2 separate regions of the Homo sapiens genome follow, and region 2 is linked to region 1. The links are chromatin loops, found by intact Hi-C in ENCODE. Cell type or tissue: gastrocnemius medialis. All regions are shown on one strand. Each heading gives the region's core, and the rest is flanking DNA. Links, peaks and the distances in the headings are about the cores only.

Region 1 (10,364 bases), core at 1,320-9,319:
TTCTACAACTTCAGCTAAATGTTTTAAGGAAGAAAAGAACAACAGAATATGTGCTAATTTTGATTGATTGATGCTCCCTCCTATAGCAGCATACAAATTTTAGAGTGGGAGAAAAATCTATTACGATTTCAATGAAATGAGCTATTTTATCTTGTCCCTATGTGGTACCATCAACATTTTAGACAGATGAACACCAAACCATTGACTGAATTGCTGCATAGTGGATTTGCCTTGATTATAAAGACAGTTGAATGACCAGGGTACCTCTGGCAATTTTGGCAATCAATAAGTAACATGAATCAACTATGTAGTGGTCAGACTGGCTACCCAGTGCTCAATCAAAACAGAAAATAACAGAGATAAGTTAATCCTTAGGTTGCAGGACTATACCATGATACCAGCATAAAACTCAAATGGACATTCATGATGAAAAAATGTTAATGCTATCATTATACAATAAACTGCTAAAAGTATTTTTATTAGTAAAATACTTTCATTTTTCTATCAATCTAACAACACTTATTTTTATCTGAAAGGAGGGTACTATGCTAAACGTCACTGGGACTAAAAGGATGTAGAGTAGGAAAAGGGCCAAAGATCCTACCAGAAAATGATCTAGGAGCCATATGTTAGTTCTGTCAGTAATTTTCTATGTAGCTGTCAATAATCCTTTGTTTTCTCTTTGTAAAAATAACTATCCTCTGCTGGGTGCGGTGGCTCCCACCTGTAATCCCAGCACTTTGGGAGGCTGAGACGGGTGGATCACGAGGTCAGGAGTCTGAGGCCAGCCTGACCAACATCGTGAAACCCCATCTCTACTAACACTACAAAAAAATTAGCTGGGTGTGGTGGCACGCGCCTGTAGTCCCAGCTACTCAGGATGCTGAGGCAGGAGAATTGCTTGAATCTGGGAGGCAGAGGTTGCAGTGAGCCGAGATTGCACCATCGCACTCCAGCCTGGGTGACAAAGCGAGACTCTGTCTCAAAAAACAAACAACGACAACAACAACAAAAAACCAAAACCAAAAAATAACAACAAGAAAAAACTATCCTCAAGGGGCTTATTGTTTAGTTAATTATATTTACAAGTTTGGGATTTTTGCTCCATGCCTTCTTTTGTTACAAAATTATCCTTAATTTACCTACATAACAGAGACAAAAGTGAGTGAATATTTTGATGTTCTTTAATTAATTACATGCCATAATACCCCTCCTTCATCTTAACTGCAGAAATTCTGTGAGAACCTATTGCAATGTTTTCCCTTTTTCTCTTGATATGTCTCTTTCCCCTCAAGGCTGCTAAGGTTTTAAAGTGTTCTGTTTCTATTTTTTTCATTAAAAATTCTATCAGAAACCCCACTTCCTCTCAAGAGGAAATTTATCCAAAACCACCTCTGTGGTATCCAAGTCATAAGTGTGTTGGTAGTAGGATGGCCAACTGTCCTGGTTTGCCCAGTAATAAGGAGTTTCCTACTATGTGGAACTTTCTGTGTTAAAAAGTGGGATAGCTGCCGGGCTCAGTGGCTCACGCCTGTAATCCTAGCACTTTGGGAGGCTGAGGGATCACGAGGTCAGGAGATCGACACCATCCCGGCTAACACGGTAAAACCCTGTCTCTACTAAAAATACAAAAAATTAGCTGGGCATGGTGGCGGGCACCTGTAGTTCCAGCTACTCGGGAGGCTGAGGCAGGAGAATGGCGTGAACCCGGGAAGCGGAGCTTGCAGTGGGCAGAGATCGCACCACTGCACTCCAGCCCGGGCGACAGAGCGAGACTCCATCTCAAAAAAAAAAAAAAAAAAAAAAAAAAAAAAAAAAAAATAGGGATAGCTCTCTACAAACCAAGGGAGTAGGTCGCCTTGGGTGTTAGCTTGAGAGAAGGATTGGATATGGCACGGAAACCTGCACCAGAGAGCTGCAATTTTGATCCTATTAGAAACACTCTTCTTTCACTGCTAAGCAGCTATGTACAACAATCAAACACCAGATGGATATATGAATTTAATGACCTTTAAGTTTCCTTTACACTGGTGGTTCTCAATTCTGGTTTCTTACTAAAATCATCTGGTTAGCTTTTTAAAAAGTGCTCCCTGATTTAACTGATTTGAAGGTGAGTCTTTGCCATGGGCATACATGTTTGAAGTTCCCCAGCCAATTCTCATGTAAGTCAGAGTTAAGAAACACTACTTTATACACATTCTGAGATTCAAACTATAGGCCTAGCAAGAGCTGTTTAAAGCAAGGAGAAATCTACTTTGTGATCTCTGACTTGTTAATTATTACATGCAAGTTTCTACTTCAACTTTAAAACAAATGAGAACCTGCAAACTGACTTTATGTATTCATCTACATTCATTTATTCACCTAGGGTTCATGATCTATAAGCATCTCCCTTGTCATGTTTGTATTCTGAACATCAATCACCACCATCTATTGATATATATATTTTTTTCTTACAAGAAACTGTATTAGGCACCGTGGGGTATAATGATTTAAATTGCAAGGTCTCTGTCCTCACGGACTCTATAAGTAGAATATATGAAAGGTGACTACATGATCAAGGCAAATGACCCCACCGCCAACCAAGGAGGACGTGGTCATGGCCTGGGATGGTTAGGAAATCTTCATAGAGCAGGTATGATTTTTAAGGGGCTTTGAGGACTGGGTGGAATTTTAATTAGAGAGCCATAAATAAAAACTACAAAAAGGGAGAAAAGCAGTTTGAGAATGAGTAGGGAGGAATCAGTTTACCAAAGTTAAGTATGTATACAAATAATACAGTTCACCTTTTGAGCCATGCAAACTGTATCTAAGGAGGCACAGAACCTTGTATGAGACCAACTGCTGAGCAAGGAAATGTAATTAGCGCAATCACTTTTTTGGTGCTAATTACTTAAGACATTGAAAAAGAGGATTAGACTGACCAATGAAACAATTGGTTCTGGATAAACATACAAAGCTTGGTCTGTAATGTGGAGAACAAGCCACTGAATAGCAATAGCCAAGCCCCTTCCCTCTGGTGCTGGGCCCACTCAAGAGACCTGATCACACAGACAGTGAGGCAGGTGCTGCATAGATCACTGCAAGAACCCCGAGGGACCCACTCTATCTGATCCAGTGAGATGATTTAGGGTTGAAGAAATAAATTTAGAACACAAGTCATGTAAAAAGTACATGTTACTTTATATGTGATGTTATGTGATTATCAGTCATTGATTTTCAATTACTTTTATAATGCAAGAGCTTTTCTTCTGGATTTCAGAATTTAAGAATTTCTGCGCCATTTGTCTTTGCCTACGAAAATAGTTAATTCTCATATTTATTCCAATAGCTGGTCTTCATGTAAGATATTAACTAAATGCCCATTAATAGTCTGGGTATGCAACTCAGGAAGTCAGTTGGCAAAATTAACATTTAGAAGTAGGCACCACTGGTTATTTCACACATTATTAACTTATATTACAATTCAAATAAGCTTACAGCTGGCAAAAAAATCTCTTCTGTAAAGCGATCTCAAACATAATAGGCTTAATCAGAGATAAATTAAATTAGGCAGCCATGCATACTACAGCATATTAATTCTGAGTAGTTATTACTACATTTTCTGTTATCACTGGTGTGAACAACATTATGTGCAAACAAATTCTTCGAGAGGGTAGCAAATAAAGTTTATGTTTGGGATGCCATGTGCCTAGCATTTTCCCATGTTTTCTTAAAATGTTAAATAATCTTTTCTGCTAATAATGGCACTAGGTTAAGTCCCCATAAACGAGTCAACCTCACTCCCAGGAAATTAAACAAATGAACATCAGACGAAACTGCTAAGTGTGGTTTGGATTTTTCCAAAGGGAACTTCTCAACTTTCTCTGGCAATTAAAAAAAAATTTGTTAATGAGTCATAGCTAGAGCAAAATTGTCCAAAATGTAAGGTAGTGCATAGTCGTTACGTTAAAAATCGGTGCCTCTCATTCTCTGTTTTGGATGAACTATGTTGCCTTAGAATACTCAAAGAAGAAAATTATTCAGGTAGAATGCTATTTTCTAAATAAGATCCTGCCATTATCTCTCTCTTTCTTTAAACGGTAGTAATCTAAGCCAGCAAACTAGCACTCAGATCCCACACGCTAGCAAATGATGCTTTTGTGAAAGAAAATGAAAAGATGCATCTAACCTTTATACACACACACACTCATGTTGCCTTTTTTGATGCACTTTTGTCAGATTATCTGATTCTTTGTTAATGAACCAGGCCCTTTAATTTCTGTATCCAGGAGTAATTCAAGTTACTAGGCATGACAGCCACTACCGCCCCCAAGTCTGAGAAACATGTTTCACATTCTTTGCGCTTTGCACATTTAAAACTCAATGTAAGGTGACAAGAACATTAAGCTGCCCAGTGAGTAAAATGTGAAACTAATCACTATCTGTTCTACAGATAGTGGGTACAATAATTGGCAAATTAAAGTGCCTGGGAAGAGCTGGGCCACCTGCATCAAAAAGCATCACCTTGGAATGGCTAATGAAGATAAATGTATGCAGCTAGCTTTACTGACAACTACTTCAAACACCAGCAGACTGAAAAAGCAACACTACAGTACTTATTTCATTTACTGTAAAGTACGCACCATGTGAAATTTTTGTTATTTAAAGGAAAAAATACCCAACCCCTCTCAATATGTTGTACACATGCCGGCTGAATCGAGGCTAGTACTTACTCCTAAAAAGCCAATGCTTTTCTTTTAAACTGGCAAACTGGGATCAATTTGCTTATTAAAACGTTGAATTTGTATTTTCATGACAACTAGATTCAAATAAATTAGAAGACTACAAAAAAGAAAATAATCCAATTTCAATAAAATTGCTACTCTTATTCATCCATTCATTTATTTGACAGTTATTGAATACCTACTATGTGCAGGTACTGTGCTTGACATTTGGCAGAGAGAGACGAATGACATCTCCTTAAGGAGGTTGTGGACTATTTGCAGGCAAGAGGCATGCTTACAGGCACACACACAGGCAACTAGAACCATGTGCTATTGTAGAAACATTTCAGAAAGGTGTCCCTTTCCCTTAGAGTCTTTCAAGAGAAGGCTCACTCTTAAGCTGAATTCTAAGATGATTTCTGAAGAGTTTTTGAGGGTGAGTAAGCTTGAGAATGGTCTTCCAAGCTGAAAAAAGTAGCATGTTCAAAATCAACAAGAAGGTCAGGATCTGCTTGAGGAAAAAAAGTGCCTTCAAAATATATGAAGGAAATAAATACAGAAATAAATATAGGAGGCAAGAGGTCAACAGATGATGAAGATGAAAGCTAGACAAGGGTAAGAATATGAAGGGCCCCAGAAGATATGTTGAGGAGCTTGCATTTAGTTCTGCAGGGCAGTACTTTTCAGAATATGTGACAGAGAACCCTGGGGACCTGGGGAAGGAGGGAGGCAGCCTGGAAGGGAGTGAGGAGTGAGAAGAGGCTGAGCAGTCAGGACTCAGGCCCTGTACCTCTACTCATACCACAAGAGCTTTGCCAATATCTGTTTCACCTTTTGGGCCTTCTTATTATTAGTGTTTTTGACAATTTTTTATACTGGAATAATCTTAAATTTGCAGAAAAAATTGCAAAGATAATAGAAAGAGTTCCTACATACTCCTCCCCCACTTTCCCCCACTGTTAACATCTCACATTACCATGGCCTGGTACGTTTGTGACAACTAAGAAGCCAACATTGGTGCATCACTACTAACTCAACTCCAGACTTCATTTGGATTTTACCAGTCTTTCTATTAATGTCCTTTCTCTGTTCCAGGATCCAGTCCAGTCTAGGATATCACATTGCATTGTGTCATCATGTCTCTTCAGTCTTTTTTGGTCTGTGACAGTTTCTCAGTTTTTTCTTGCTTCCCATGACATTGACGGTCTTGATGTGTATTAGCCAAGTATTTTTAAAGCATGCCCTCACTTTTGGCTGATTAGGGTTATTGGGAAGAATATCACCGAGGTAAGGTAAACTTCTCATCACATCACATCAGGGGGCAGGCAAATGACATCAGCCTGATTTATCATGGTGATGTTAACCTTGATCACCTGGTTAAGATAATGTTTACCAGGCTTTTTCACTGTGAAGTTACTATTTCCCCTCTTTGGAAGCCAGTCATAAATCCAGCCCACATTTAAGGGGGAGGGTAAGCTTCACTATCTGAAGGTGGATATATCTACCTGTACTATTTGGAATTCTTTTAGAAGAAAGACTCTATTTATTTATTTGTTCGATTGTTTATTTATATTAGGATGAACTCAGACATTTATTTTATACTTTCGGTTATAATCAAATACCATGTTATTTATTTTGTGGCTCAAATTGTTCCAGCTTTGGTCTCTGGGAGCTCTATTAAATTGGTTCCTGTATGCCTTTCACATGCCTACATCTTTTTGTTTTTTGAGCACTTATTTTTTTAGGGCATACCATGTGCTCCAAGATCTTGTATTTTTACTGTCCCAGCCACAAACTCAGTCATTTCTCTGAGGATCCCTAGTTCCTATTATTGGAGGATAATATTTAGAAACCACGGTCTGGGCACTGCATGTGCTTGATGCTACTGAGGTATCACTGCTCCCAGGCCCCCTCAGCAGAAAGAGCCAAGAAGTATAAATACATATTCAAACCCAGTTATATGCACATGTCTATAATTGTTTCTGTGTCTGTCCGTATGCATATTTATCAAATTAAATAGTAGTTAAGCTAACATGAAGTTAGCTGATATGTCCAACTCTAATCCAGCATTACAGGGTTTGTTGCAGCCCCCTCTCCTAGCTTATGGAAATTGTCCTGACAATGAGAAACCTGGCTTGCACCACCTACCATCCATTCATTTATTTGTTCAGCCTCAGTATTTGGGTCTTCTTTTGAAGAGATTTCTGTTACTTTAAAATAATAATATATAAAAGGGCTTTATTTTTATTCATTACCATCACTCCAATTGCTCTGTTTTCATCAAATCATTTCATGTTTCTCCTAGGCACCCAGGAAGACTATAATTCTCATGATCCCTTGTATTTAGGTCCAGTTCCAGTTAAAGGAATGTGGGTAGAAGTGATACTGACCACTTGTAGCCCTAGGCTCTATAATCTGTTGTGGGATTCTCTACATATATTGTCTATTTTTTTGATACCAGGTATAAGACACAGTGGAAAATTCCAATAATAAAAGAGAAAAACTATATGACGATTCAATGGAAACAGAAAAAAATCTTGAAAAAAGTAAAAATCCACTAAGGATTTAAAAACAAACACTCATCAATTAGAAATGAAAGAGAACTTCCCTAATACAATAAAATGCATCTCTGAAAATTCTACAGTGAAAATTATACTTGATTGTTAATATAATAAAAAATTCCTCATAAAATCAGGATCAAGACAAAGATGTCCACTCTCACCACTTGTACTCAGCATTTACTCCTCAAATGGGAAGTCTGAGTCATTATAATAAAGAAAAAGAACAACTACAAAAAATAGAAAGGAACAAAACTTTCTGAATGGTATATTTTGTATAAAAAATCCCATTAAACCTACCAAACAACTATCAGAACTAGTAAGTAGATTTACAAAAATTATAGAGTACAACTTTATTTTTTTATTGGAGATATAATTTATATAATGTATAGTTCACTCTTTTAAGGTGTACAGTTCAATGCTTTCTAGTACATTCACAAAGTTGTGTGACCATTCTTCTTATCTAATTCCGGAAACTTTCATCACACAAAATGAAGTCTTGTACCCATTAACAGTCACTCCCCATTCCCCCCAGCCCAGTCCCTTATAACCACTACTCAACTTTCTGTCCCTGTGAAGTTGCCCATTCTGGACTTTTCATATAAATGGAATCAGACAATATGTAGTCTGTGTGTCTGGCTTAATGTGCTCAAGGTTTATCCATTTTGTAGCATGTAAATGTATTCCATTCTGATTTTAGGTTGAATAATATTCTGCTGCATGCGTATATCACATTTTGTTCATCCATTCATCAGCTGATGGCTATTTGGGTTGTCTATTATTTTGGTTATTAGGAATAAAATTGCTATGAACACTCACATACAATTTTTGTGTGAATGTATGTTTTCAGTTCTCTTAGGTCTATACCTAGGAGCGAGATAACTCTATGATTAACTTTTTAAGAAAATGTCAAGGTGTTTTATCAAAGTGGTTACAGCACTTTACAATCCCATCAAAATGCATGAAGGCTCCAAATTTACCACATCTCTGTCAACACTGTTATTGTCTGTCAATTTTAGACAATTACTACATTACTATATACTATATTACTATATTTACTGTCTAAAAATGATAGACTATAGTAATTCGACAGACAGTTAAAATAGTAACCCAAGTGGGTATGAAGTGGTACCACGTTGTGGTTTTGATTTACATGTCTTAAGGGCTAATAATGTTGGGCATTTCTTCATGTGCTTATTGGCCATTTATAGTATCTTCTTTGGACAAATGTTATTTTAAAATTTTAAAATTTTAAATTTTAAAATTTCTTTATATATCTGGTATACTCTTTATCAAATATAAAATTTGCAAATATTTTCTTCCATCTTTGAGTTCTCTTTTCACTTTCTTGCTAGTGTCCTTTGAAGCACAAAAGTTTAAAATTTTGATAAAGTCTGATTTATCTATATTTTTCTTTTGCTGTACATGCTTTTGGTGTTTCACTCAAGAAACTATTGCCTAATCCAAGGTCATAAAGATTTATACCTATGTTTCCTTATAAGAATTTCATAGTTTTAGCTTTTACATTTAAATCTTGGATCATTTTTAATTTTTGTATATGGTGTGACACAAGCATCCAAATTCATAATTTTGTATTATTAATACATGTGGAAATCCAGTTGTCCCAGAACCATTTGTTGAAAAGACTATTCTTTCTTCCATTGAATTGCTCTGGAACCCTTTTGAAAATCAACTGGCCACAGATATAAGGTTTATTCATGGATTCTCTATTCCATTCCATTTATCTATCTGTCTATCCTTCTGCCAGTACCAAAGACTCTTGATTACTCTAGCTTTGTAATAAGTTTTGAAATTGGGAGCTGTGAGTCCTCTAACATTGTTCTTTTTCAAGATTGTTTTGGCTATTTTGGGTCTTTATATTTCCATATGAAGTTCAGGATCATAAATTCCTTTTTTTTTCTTTTTTTGAGACAGAGTTTCACTCTGTCGCCAGCTGGAGTGCAGTGGTGTGATCTCGGCTCACTGCAACCTCCGCCTCCTGGGTTCAAGCAATTCTCCTGCCTCAGTCTCCTAAATAGCTGGGACTACAGGCGCATGCCACCACACCCAGCTAATTTTTTATATTTTTAGTAGAGATGGGGTTTCACCATGCTGGCCAGCATGGTCTCGACCTCTTGACCTCGTGATCTGCCCGCCTCGGCCTCCCAAAGTGCTGGGATTACAGGTGTGGGTCACCATGGCTGCCCTATAAATTTCTTTTAAAAAGCCAGTCAAAGCAGGCGCAGTGGCTCACATCTGTAATCCTAGCTCTTAGGGAGGCAGAATCAGGAGGATAGCTTGAGCCCAGGAGTTCAAGATCTGCCTGGGCAATATAGTGAGACCCCATTCTCCACAAAAAAGAAAAAAAAAAAAAAACAAAGCCAGATAAGATTTTCATAGGGATGGCACTGAATCTGTAGATATATTTGGGGAGTACTGACATTTTGCTAACTTAAGCTTTCTATGATTATGGTGTGTTTCACCATTATTTAGGTCATGATTAATCTCTTTCAATGATGCTTTGCAGTTTTCAGCGTGCATGTCTTACACTGCTTTTGTTAAGTTTATTCCTAAGCATTTTTTATTGATGCTATTATGAATAAAATTGTTTTCTTAATTTCATTTTAAATTGCTCCTTGCTAGTGTATACAAATATAACTGGTCTTTGTATATTGATTTTATACGTTGCAACCTCACAGAACTCATTTATTAGCTCATAGTCAATAGTACATTATTGACTAGAAGTGGGTAGAGTAGAAATGTTTGTCTTGTTCCTAATCTTAGGTGGAAAACTTTCAGTCTTTCACTAATAACTGTAATGTTAGTTGTGGGTTTTCCATAGATGTTCTTTAGCTGGTTAAAAAGTTTCCTTATATTCCTAGTTTGTTGAGCATATTTATCATGAAACGGATTTTGTCAAATATTATTTCTAAGTTTACTAAGATGATTGTATGTTTTTCTTTTATTCTATTAATATGGAGTTTATACCGATTAATTTTCAAATGTTTAAGTAACCTTTTATTAGTGGGATAAATTATATTTGGTTCTGGTGTATAGTCTTTTTTATATGTTGCTGTATACAATTTGCTAGTATCTTGCT
Region 2 (10,364 bases), core at 1,073-9,072, 58 kb before region 1:
AAGTGCAAAGGCTGGGGCAAAAGCCACAGATGGAACCTTTCTGAAGCTCACAAAGGACAGGGAGTAGCTCAAGTTCTCGAGATCCAGAGAGAAGCAACCTCGCAATATGCCAGGAAAGAGTTCCCAGAAGTGTTTTGCCTCAGAAACCGGATGAAATTATCTCCAGTCTAAAGGCTGCTTAGATCCATTAACCCAAGTATAAAATCAAAGCCTTGAGAGAATCAAACTGTTTCCAAGGAACTTGACTGCATCTCAAAACAAACAAACAAACAAACAAAAACTTAAAAATATTTTAAAGAAGACAAAAAAGGAAAGAAAAAAAAATCCAGCACCTGACAACATAAAATTCACAACGTCTGGCAACCAATAATAAATTAGTAGGCATGCAAAGAAACAGAAAAATAAGACCTATCATAAAGATAAAAATCAATCAAGACAGAGATTCAGAAATGTCACAGATAATAGAATCAGTAGATAAGCACACTAAAACAGCTATTATAAATATACTCCATCTGTGCAAGAAGGTAGATGAAAGCATAACCATGATAAAGAAAGACAGGGAAGATACATTTTTAAAAAAGAAGGAATCTGAAAATATAATGCTCAATTATGAGAAAAATAAATCATGGATGTCAAATAAGGGGGCTGGAGGTCATAGTTACTCTTCATATCTAACTGATTGAAGACAGAAAATCTATAGTTTAGACAGTCTAAGGACCAAGTATAAAAGTGACTTTTCCAGGTATTATGCATTTTATGTAATTATTTATATAAATGAACCAAATTACATATTCATTCAACTATATAGTTACCAAGCACCCAGCTTTAATGATAGAGGAAATACAAAGATGATTAGCTACAGTTCTTTCCCATAGAAGAAGTCCAGCACAGTCTGTTAGACAGATGATAGAATAATTATATTAGCACATAAATGACATGTGCTTACAATTCAAGAATGCAGTATGTAACACACTGTAAACTAGAAGGCAGGCTGCAGAATAATAAAAGGAAATAAAAGCAAACAGTGGATCTGGAGCAGAAGTCCCCTACGCAATTAATCCATAGTTACAAATAAAAGACTTTGACATTAACCCAATGCAAAAATCCAATATACAATAATTCACATGCATGCACACACATATATACACACACTTATATCAGTATAGAAACACTCAAACTCATTCTAATATGGGAATTTAATTGTCTGGCTTTTCTTTCTACTCTCTGCTGAATTAGAATGTCCACTCTGAGCAGAGGATGCATTTCCTAGTGTGGAATGCAAATATTTTCCCTCAGCTTATTGGGCTGTTAAAGATACTGAAGCTTCTCTACTCCAGAGGAAATCAAGAAAATTAGGGAATGTATGTATTTGTGATATATACACATACAAAAATTATATATTATAGATTATATATTTAATACATGTACATATGTCAATATGCATGCAATTATTTAAAAATATTTCTCTAGTTTTAGTCTAGTGAGTAAGAATGTGGCCACCATAGTTCTAAAGGCTAATGAGTGGTACATATACCAGAGTACAACAGAGCAAATAAAGATTAAGCTAATCAAGAGGTGCAAACTGGAATAAAATTTAAATATATATGTATTTGTTGTAGTATACATAGGATGAAAAAATTTTTATATTAATAATTCAGAAGAGGTCGATCTAATGCTAAGCAAGTAAATTTATCTTATTCATTCCATGGAATAGAAAAGTGACTATATTATATTAAGCATTTAACAAAAGTTTGTAACATCTCTAGCTAACAAGGATATAGGCTTTTGTCATTTGTGGAGAACAATCTTTGATTTGCTTTAAGTGATGTCAGTTACCTTATATAGTACATGGGATAGGCCAAAGCAAATCTTTTTTGGAAACAGATTTTACACATTCTCTTATCTCTAGAAATACTGTAGACAGGCTGGGTGCAGTGGCTCACACCTGTAATCCTACCACTTTGGGAGGCTGAGGCGGGCAGATTGCTTGATCAAGCCCAGGAGTTAGAGCCCAGCCTGGGCAACATGGTGTGAATTCCCATCTTTCCTAAACATACAAAAAATTAGCTGGCACACATCTGTGGTCCCAGCTACTCGAGAAGCTGAGGTGGAGAATCACCTGAGCCCGGGAAGTTGAAGCTGTAGTGAGCTGTGATCAGGCCATTGCACTCTGGCCTGGATGACAGAGTAAAATCTTGTCTCAAAAAAAAAAATAAATAAATAAAAAGAAAGAAAAAGAAACAAAAGAAATATTGTAGACACACACACATCAGCTTAGCACTAGGATGCAAGTTGCAGGACAGCATGTGTAGCGTCTATGGCAGTGCCTGCACATGGCAGGTGCTCCATATTCCAGTCCCATTGGATGTATCTAGGCCATCTACCTCTGCCCCATCTACCTCTGCCATCCCTTTTTGGACAGCAGCCTTCTAGATACAAACCCAGCCTCCCTCCCCTCTTGCCATTCTTCAATGCAGTCTCTATAAAACAAGTCAGATGCTTTTTTGTTAGCAGAAATAAAGAAACAAAACACACGAGTCACAGGTCACTTATCTCCTTAAAACTTCAGTAGTTTGCACTTCAAATAAAGTCTGTACTCCAAGCTTTGGAAGGCATGGTCTGGCCCCAGCCTATCCTACCAGACTTGAGTTAAGCACCAACCTGCCAATCCCACTCCATCCCAACCACCACCTCTGGCCCACATACACCCACTTTTCTCTTCTTTGAAGAGGATAAGCTCCTTTCATCTCAGGTCTTTGAACAGGACATTTTCTGCTTTTAGAACTTTCTCATCTTTTCAAATTCTCCATTTCTTTCTGCTCTTCCTTCCTGCTAACTAGATAAGTCTAATTTATCCTTTAGGTCTTAGTTTGAATATTACTACTTTAGGGGAACCTTTTCTGAAGCTTCTCCAATACCTCCAAACAAAGTTAGCCTCCCAATTCCTCTTTGTAACATCCCACAATTATAATTAGTCATTTGTATAATTATTTGATAACATCTTCTTTAGAGATACGTGTTCTCCATAAGAGCATCACTGGTCGGTCAGGCCAATTGCTGTTCCTCTAGTGCCTTGTAAAAAATGCTGTAATACTGTGGTGAGTAAATAAATATACCAATGTAATGTCCTAATGTCCTGGGGAAGAAAGGGTAAGTAAATGCATAGAGTGTAACAGAACTGTCACAAGTACATGAAATCAGGTACATAAATTGTGAAACATAAGTCAAGGGCCTATTTGTTTTCTGACACTTGATAGTGAGAAATCTTTCAACAAGATGGAAAATAAAAACAAAAGAGAACTCTGAGCATCATCCTTTAGAGACCCCCACTGGTACCCGCCAGGCTGTCTGTATCCCCTTCATCATGGCTGTGTCAGAGAATGCCACCATTAATATCTGAAGGGACTAAAGAAAGAAACTTTGCTGGTATAAGTATGATTTTCATTTTAAAAACAAGCATGTGGGGTGGTTTATCAACAGACAGTCCTGAGTGTATTTGTAAGCTGAAGAGACAGTTTCAGGCAGGATTTCCAGATTCTATTTTTTTATCTCTGACCACTTCTCTCATTTCAAATCTTGGAGCCCTGAAATAGTAGGAATGTAGTGGGACACAAGAGAGGGATCTGGAGACCTGGCTGCAGGGTAGGCTGAAACTTGAAGGAGCATCTGAGAGCTTCTTCCTAATTTCACAGCAGAGGTGCGTCTGGGCGTTACGGTCCCCAGGGCGTCAACAACCATCCCTATGTTGTGGCCACCAAAGCCATACCTCCATCAGGCCTTCCTTCCTGCTTGCCAGGCCCATAAATCTCCCTGCTCAACACAGGTTTTCTTTCAACAGGTTCCTCAAACTCAACATATCCAAAAGGAAATGAGCCATCTTACCCATCCTTCTCTTTCAGCCTTCCCCACCTTCTAAGCAAATGGCTCTATGGTTAACCCCACTTGCAAGTCTAGAAGCCTAGGAGTCACTGTTGATTCTTCACTCTCCTTATGTTCCATGTGGTCTTAGTCATCCATTCCTGTGGTTTCTACAATGAAATGTCTCATGAATCCCTTCAGGTTACTCCATCTGTACTGCTCAGGATAATCGCTGGCATTACTGCCATCACTGTCTCTTATCTGGGTAACTCCTGTCTGGTTGCCAACCTTTCCACACCCCCATCAGTCCTCTATAGGGGTTACAAACATGCTCTGTAAAAATATAATTCTGATCCTGCTACTCCCCTGCTTAACTTTCTTCAGTGACATCCTATAGCACCCTTTATCTATTAGTAGCATAACCACTTATCATGTTAATTTGTTTTTGTGTATTTACTCTTTTCTGTTTCTCCCGCCACTCTAAAGCATGACAGTAAGGTCTATGTCCTGTATTCCCAGTATTTAGCATAACATCTGGCTCAATAAATCTCAGTTAAAAGAGTGATGCTTGAGGAGATGAAAGGATTTAACAAATCCCTCTTCATATCTGGGCATATTAAAGAGGATAAAGGTGTTCCTGTGAGGATTAAACAACCCAAGAAGGAAATTAGAAAAAAGTACTCTGAGGAAGCAGAGAAGAATGAAAATAAGTGGAAACACCAGTGAATGGGAGAGGGTAGTGAAGGGGACGGAGAAGGACTTGCAACCTATCTTGGCGTTCCATGAGATAGAAAGCTAAGTTCTTCTCAGAATGGCAGGAAACAGAAGCAGTGACAGTGAACCCAGAGCTTCTGAAAAAGAAACAGCAAGGTATGAGCCAAGGAACACTTAAGGGTGCTGATAGACCCTTACAAGTGTGAAGAAGTCTTTTGTTGGCTCCAAATTAGTCACTGATAAAGGATGTGGCTCTATGTAGTTAATTGGGAAGTATGTTGTCTTTTTTTTTTTTTTTTTTGAGACAGAGTCTCACTCTGTCACCCAGGCTGGAGTGCAGTGGCGCCATCTCGGCTCACTGCAAGCTCCGCCTCCCGGGTTCACGCCATTCTCCTGCCTCAGCCTCCCGAGTAGCTGGGACTACAGGTGCCCGCCACCATGCCCTGCTAATTTTTTTGTATTTTTAGTAGAGATGGGGTTTCACCGTGTTAGCCAGGATAGTCTCAATCTCCTGACCTCTTGATCCGCCTGCCTCAGCCTCCCAAAGTGCTGGGATTACAGGAGTGAGCCACCGCGCCCGGCCAAGTATGATGTCTTTTTGGAACATGTGTTTAAAATAGCACAAATGGCATGCTAAGAAGCTTGGAGTAAAAGATGTGCATCACCCCAGAGTCAATAATGGCTAAAGAAATATTGTTGACAATAGGAAAGGAGATTTCAAAAAGTTTATAGAAAAGCAAGGTATTATCTCACGGCCAGAGAATATCCAGAAAGCACTATTAGTTCCCATGCAGGCCTGGGCAAGAAACTTAAAACCTGGGTACTCAGCTCCTGCTTTTCAGCTCTCCTTCCAGTTGATGATTATAACTTTGGAAAAGAAATTAAGTTATACAGGAAGAGAGCAGCTGGTCACACAAGAGGTGCCAAAGCTTGGGATTTGATATTCTAGATTTCAACTTGTGACACCAGAGGTGGGGCCTTCTGAAAAGGGACAACGTGTGCCACAGAAAACTGAGAAGAAGGTTTCAGGCAACACCTGACCCAAATTTTGAAATTTGAGATTAGGGAGTGACACTGTTCAGCACAAACATAAACAAAATTGTGAACTAGATCATGCAGAGGATATCATATGAGGCATAGAAGGATGGATGGTAGTGGAGAAGGATCTCCACAGTGAATATTCTAGCGTCTCACGAGAGGCTCACAGGTTTGTTTTTTAATTAATTTTTAAATTTTACTTTAAGTTCTGGGATACAGAATGTACAGGTTTGTTACATAGGTATACATGTGCGATGGTGGTTTGCTGTACCTATCAACCCATCATCTAGGTTTTAAGCCCCGCATGCATTAGGTATTTGTCCTAATGCAGGCATTTTTTAAAGGCTAAATTAAGTTAGGAATTGTACGTAGTAGATCCCACTCTTTGAGAACTACTTATTGCACATTAGCATAGTAAAGGCCTTGGGAAAACCTACAAAGAAAGCAATTTATCTACGTTTAACCCAGAGTTTGCCACCATTGTTAGGCCACCTAAGTATAATACTTATGTGACCTCCACTCTACCTTACAACAGTGGAACACGAATGTTCCAACAGATTGGTTTAAAAAACCTAGATCTACACCAATGCACAAAGTATTGACAACAAACACAAATCAAAGGCAACAAAAAAACTTCACAAAACCAAAACAAAGTATGGGGAATAAAACAAACAAGAAACAATAATGGAGGTAAGTATCATCTCACAGAACAGCCAGGACTTTGGAGTATGGGATTTAGGATTGGGGTATAACTGTGTAATGGTATATTTGGGATAAAAGGAACAAATTCAATGTAATGATCTCAAGTAGCACTTCCTGTGAAGAAGGTAAACAGAGAAGTTCATAAAGGTGGGAGCAGAATCACGGTGAGAGGAACATTTGGTGATGATGAAAGGGGAGGGAAGTGGAAGAGGCGTCACTGTGGAAGTGCACGACAGCACATCTGAAAGGTGTGCTACCACAGTAATGAGGGATTTGATTTCCTGGGAAATCCTTTTGATAAAATCAGAGGATATAAAAATCTTACGCCTTGCTTTACTGATAATTTTAATCTCTCAATAAATTGAAGAAGCAGTGAGGAAAGGGATTTAGTGTCAGTTTAATTTCAACAAATATGGGAAGAGTGGTTGGTCATTTAGAAATATCAGAAACTTTGGGAGAAAGCCAAGTACTCATAAAATCCAGCCTCTCCATAATCCTGTCAGAAATGTTTTAAAGAGGATTTCTTGGAAGGAAGGTTACACTAAATAATCTTTAAGTCCCTTCTGAAACATTAAAGGCTGCCTCTAACATTCTGCATTCACAGTTGAAGAACTCCAGAGGTGGCCAGCATGACACCTGAGCAAGCAGTGGCATCCGTGGCTCTATGGCTACGTGGAAAAGAAACATAGTGCTGCACACCAGGTACAGTAAAAAGGGCATCAGATATGTCATGTAAACATACCATAGAACCATAAGAACTGAAACAATGTGGTCTTGGAATAAAAATAGATAAATCAGTAGTAAAGAATAGATATTTCAGAAATAGACAAAAATATGCATAAGAATTTAATTTCCAATAAAAGGCAGAATTAAGTCACTGGGGGCATGGAAAATAGGGAATATAACAACTTCCAGAGTGGGCAAACCTTTCTGCATTTAGAAATGGAATAAAGAACTCATAAATGAAAAATTAAATATAAAAACCATAAAAAAGAACCAACATTAAGAGGCAAAACATGGAGTAGATAAATATTTTTAGGAAATATGAAGTCCAAGGATTAAAATGTTTAACAAATGCCCAAATATAAACCAAAAAAAAAAAAAAAAAATTACCAGGAACCCTATTTGATAAATGGATACAGTGTGAGAATAATTATTTACAAAAGAGAAAATGTGAATAGAAAATGAAGGAGAATAAGGAAATAAACAAGGGTAGTTATAGAATAATTTAAGATAAAATAATAGGATGCCATTTTTGCATATCAAATTAGTAAATATTAAGTCCATATGTATAGTTTGGGAATTAATTGACCAGTACTTAACAAGAAACTTGAAAATGCTCATTTCTTTTGATGTACTAGTTCCACATGTAGGAGTCTATCCAATGGAAATAATTCTAACAGCTAAAAAGCCCCATGCATAAAAATGTCCACTGCAATGTTTTAAAGCAAAATATTATTTGCTTTAAAAAAAGCAGAAAGGAGAAAGAAAGAAATAAGAACAAAGGAGTAAGAAGAATATTTAATGTATGCTTACCATATGGAGGTTATATAAATTATCCCATTTAAATCTCACAGCAGTTCCATGAAGTAGATATGATCACCATTTTATAGAAAAGGTAAGATGTTTTTGCATGCTCAGGGAGACTAAGTTCTTTAAAGAAACTTGGCTAGTAACAGTGAAAAAATGGAAACAGCCTAAATGTAAATAGTAGAATGGTTAAGTAATCTAGAGATTTGATGAATTATTTTTAAATTTTTAATATAAAAGAATACAATGGAAAAATAGTTTAGGATAAGATGTTAAAAATGCATAATAGAAAATGTTATATTCAGTATGATTGAAATACACAGAAAAAAGACTGGAATAAAATAAATAAGCACTAACCAAACACAACAGAACCTGACCCTGAGATTGTATCAAGGAATGTAGTCGGCTGGTGGCCCTGAGAACAAAGCAAAGTGCAGTTAAATTATCAGGCCGTGTAAATGATGAAGGGAAGCCCAGAAAGACCCTGAAAGGCTCAAAAACAGTTTAAGCAATTTGGCTAACACAGGAGATAGAAAAAGTAATTTGGGGCAGATACGGTAAATCTTCTATAACGCGTAGGGCTGTAATTCTTTTCATGGCAAGTTGCTGGGAAAATCATAAATTGGTCATGGTTAAAACGTCAGAAGACTCAAAATTACAAGAAAAAATAATGAATTATGAAGGTTTTGGCTTACTCTAGAAGTCGTACTACATTTTCTGAGAGAAGTAGGAGGTGAGACGAGAGTAAGTAACTTCTGCTCTCTGAATATTTCAATTAGGCAGCTGGGGAAATGTGGGTGGAAAAATAGAAATCTTTACTTTCAAGTTATTAGAAGAAAGTATCTGTCTATGTAAGCTTTAGGGAAAAGGGGCCTGGGATAAACACATGTTCAAGCCATAGAAAATGTCATTTATGTACACCTACCTCCCTAGAGCAGACTAATCTTCAATTGTATGAATTTGATAGCATTTTGAAGAACTTAATAAATATCCTAAATATAATGTTTTAAAACTCAGCCTTTGTATTTCCTTTGTCTCCTACTTTCCCTGGTCTCTTATCCATTTTCATATTCTTTCTTATTATATTAAAAAAGAAACCATATATATTATATATATGTGTATACACATATACACATACACACATGTACACACACACACACACACACACACACATATTACTACAGTTAATTTGGAATTTTTCATTTATGGCCACTATTGACCAAAAAGAAACACAACAAAAAACAAATGCTTGGTCAACTCAGCATGAAGTGCACAGGTATGTGGGAGTAGAACTTAGCACATTCCAAATGCGATTGGTTTCTATTTAATGAACACCATCTACCCTCACCTACTTTGATGGCCAAAAAGTGAATTTTTCTTCTGCCACTGTAACAATGACTACTGCATAATACCTGGTTGTCACCTCTCCACTATAAATTCTGAGAGGGCAGACCATACTTGTCTTGTTTACTGCGGGAGCCCCTGCACCAGACAGCGGCTCAATGAGTATTTGTTGAATGAATGAATGAGTGAGTGAATATACAAATCCTACTCATCTCTCCAGACTTAGCTCAAGCCCCACCTTCCTGATAACATCTTTCCTCAAAGCCCCAGTGACCGATCTGATTATTATATTACCAGTGTGCACCACTACTTAACACACCTGACTCTACACATCATTTTTATCATTGTTTTTCAGGTGTTGGTGTTTTGTTTTGTTTTTTTCAATTTAGAGAGAAAGGCTCTTCAAAGACACTTATATACATATATATTTATTCTATTTCTCAAAGCACTTTTTACAGGACACATGTAAAATCCTCAGCAAACACCTGTTAAATTCAATGGTTAAATCTTTTAGATGACTTTTGACTTTGTGGTATTTCTAAACATTTTCTCTGCTGAATGCATGCATTGTATTAGGATTTCACCACGTGGTGGACAGAAAACAGGGAATTTAGTGTCAGCTGAGCTGAGTTTATAGCTCTGCCATTTCAATGCTGGAAAAGTCACCGAAACTCTGCTCTTCTGTTTCTCTATTTGTAAAATGGAAACATTAACAAGAGCAATAACAAAAAGAAATATCTACCTATCATAAAGGGAAGACAGTGCAATCAAATGGGATAATGTAGGTGAATGAGTTTTGCAAATTGGAAAGCAAATATTAGCCATTCTATTTACCAATTTTAAAAAACGCAATTGATGTTGCAAGACTGTGTATAGCAATAACAGTTAGTGTGGCTTTTTCTGAGAACAAGGCTATTAGGCAGAAGAGAAAGGTGATGAGGAAAAGAATCTCAAGTACAACTTGCCAAACATGCCCCAGTCATAAATAAAAGACTGTGTCCAACACTCGCGGTACAGAGAGATTACCAGGCACCTGTCACCTACACCCTTCGGCACTGCTGCAAGCATCTCTGAAACCAGGAGAAAGCTTACCAGACACGAGCTGCTGTCCAGGCAACCCTACGGGAACCATGCCCAGGTTATTCATGGCTGTAGCCCAGGCTGTGGGATCTGTCACG

The links. Hi-C counts contacts between places; a loop is a spot of excess contacts. Peaks named below come from ENCODE experiments on the same cell type or tissue, not always from the same donor. Only the 100,000 strongest peaks of a DNase experiment are listed, where the experiment ranks them.
Region 2: it touches region 1 in a loop (5-fold over the local background); 1 of 110 quality-filtered maps calls a loop at or near these places.

What each region holds. Positions count from the first base shown.
Region 1 is chr13:43,459,010-43,469,373 of GRCh38, forward strand. The region is part of intron 3 of ENOX1 (ecto-NOX disulfide-thiol exchanger 1); the gene reads right to left. It overlaps ENOX1-AS2 (ENOX1 antisense RNA 2), which reads left to right. Exons shown (of 4, transcript NR_120399.1): 4 at 1-479. Among named protein-coding and RNA genes, the nearest start is that of ENOX1-AS2, 15 kb to the left of the region's middle. In gastrocnemius medialis, for the core only: no CTCF peak of the experiment used is centred there; a DNase peak (open chromatin) is centred at 5,712; H3K27ac peaks cover 1,308 bases.
Region 2 is chr13:43,401,638-43,412,001 of GRCh38, forward strand. ENOX1 (ecto-NOX disulfide-thiol exchanger 1) reads right to left here. Exons shown (of 17, transcript NM_001347969.2): 5 at 10,279-10,364. Among named protein-coding and RNA genes, the nearest start is that of ENOX1-AS2, 42 kb to the right of the region's middle. In gastrocnemius medialis, for the core only: no CTCF peak of the experiment used is centred there; a DNase peak (open chromatin) is centred at 5,544; H3K27ac peaks cover 3,881 bases.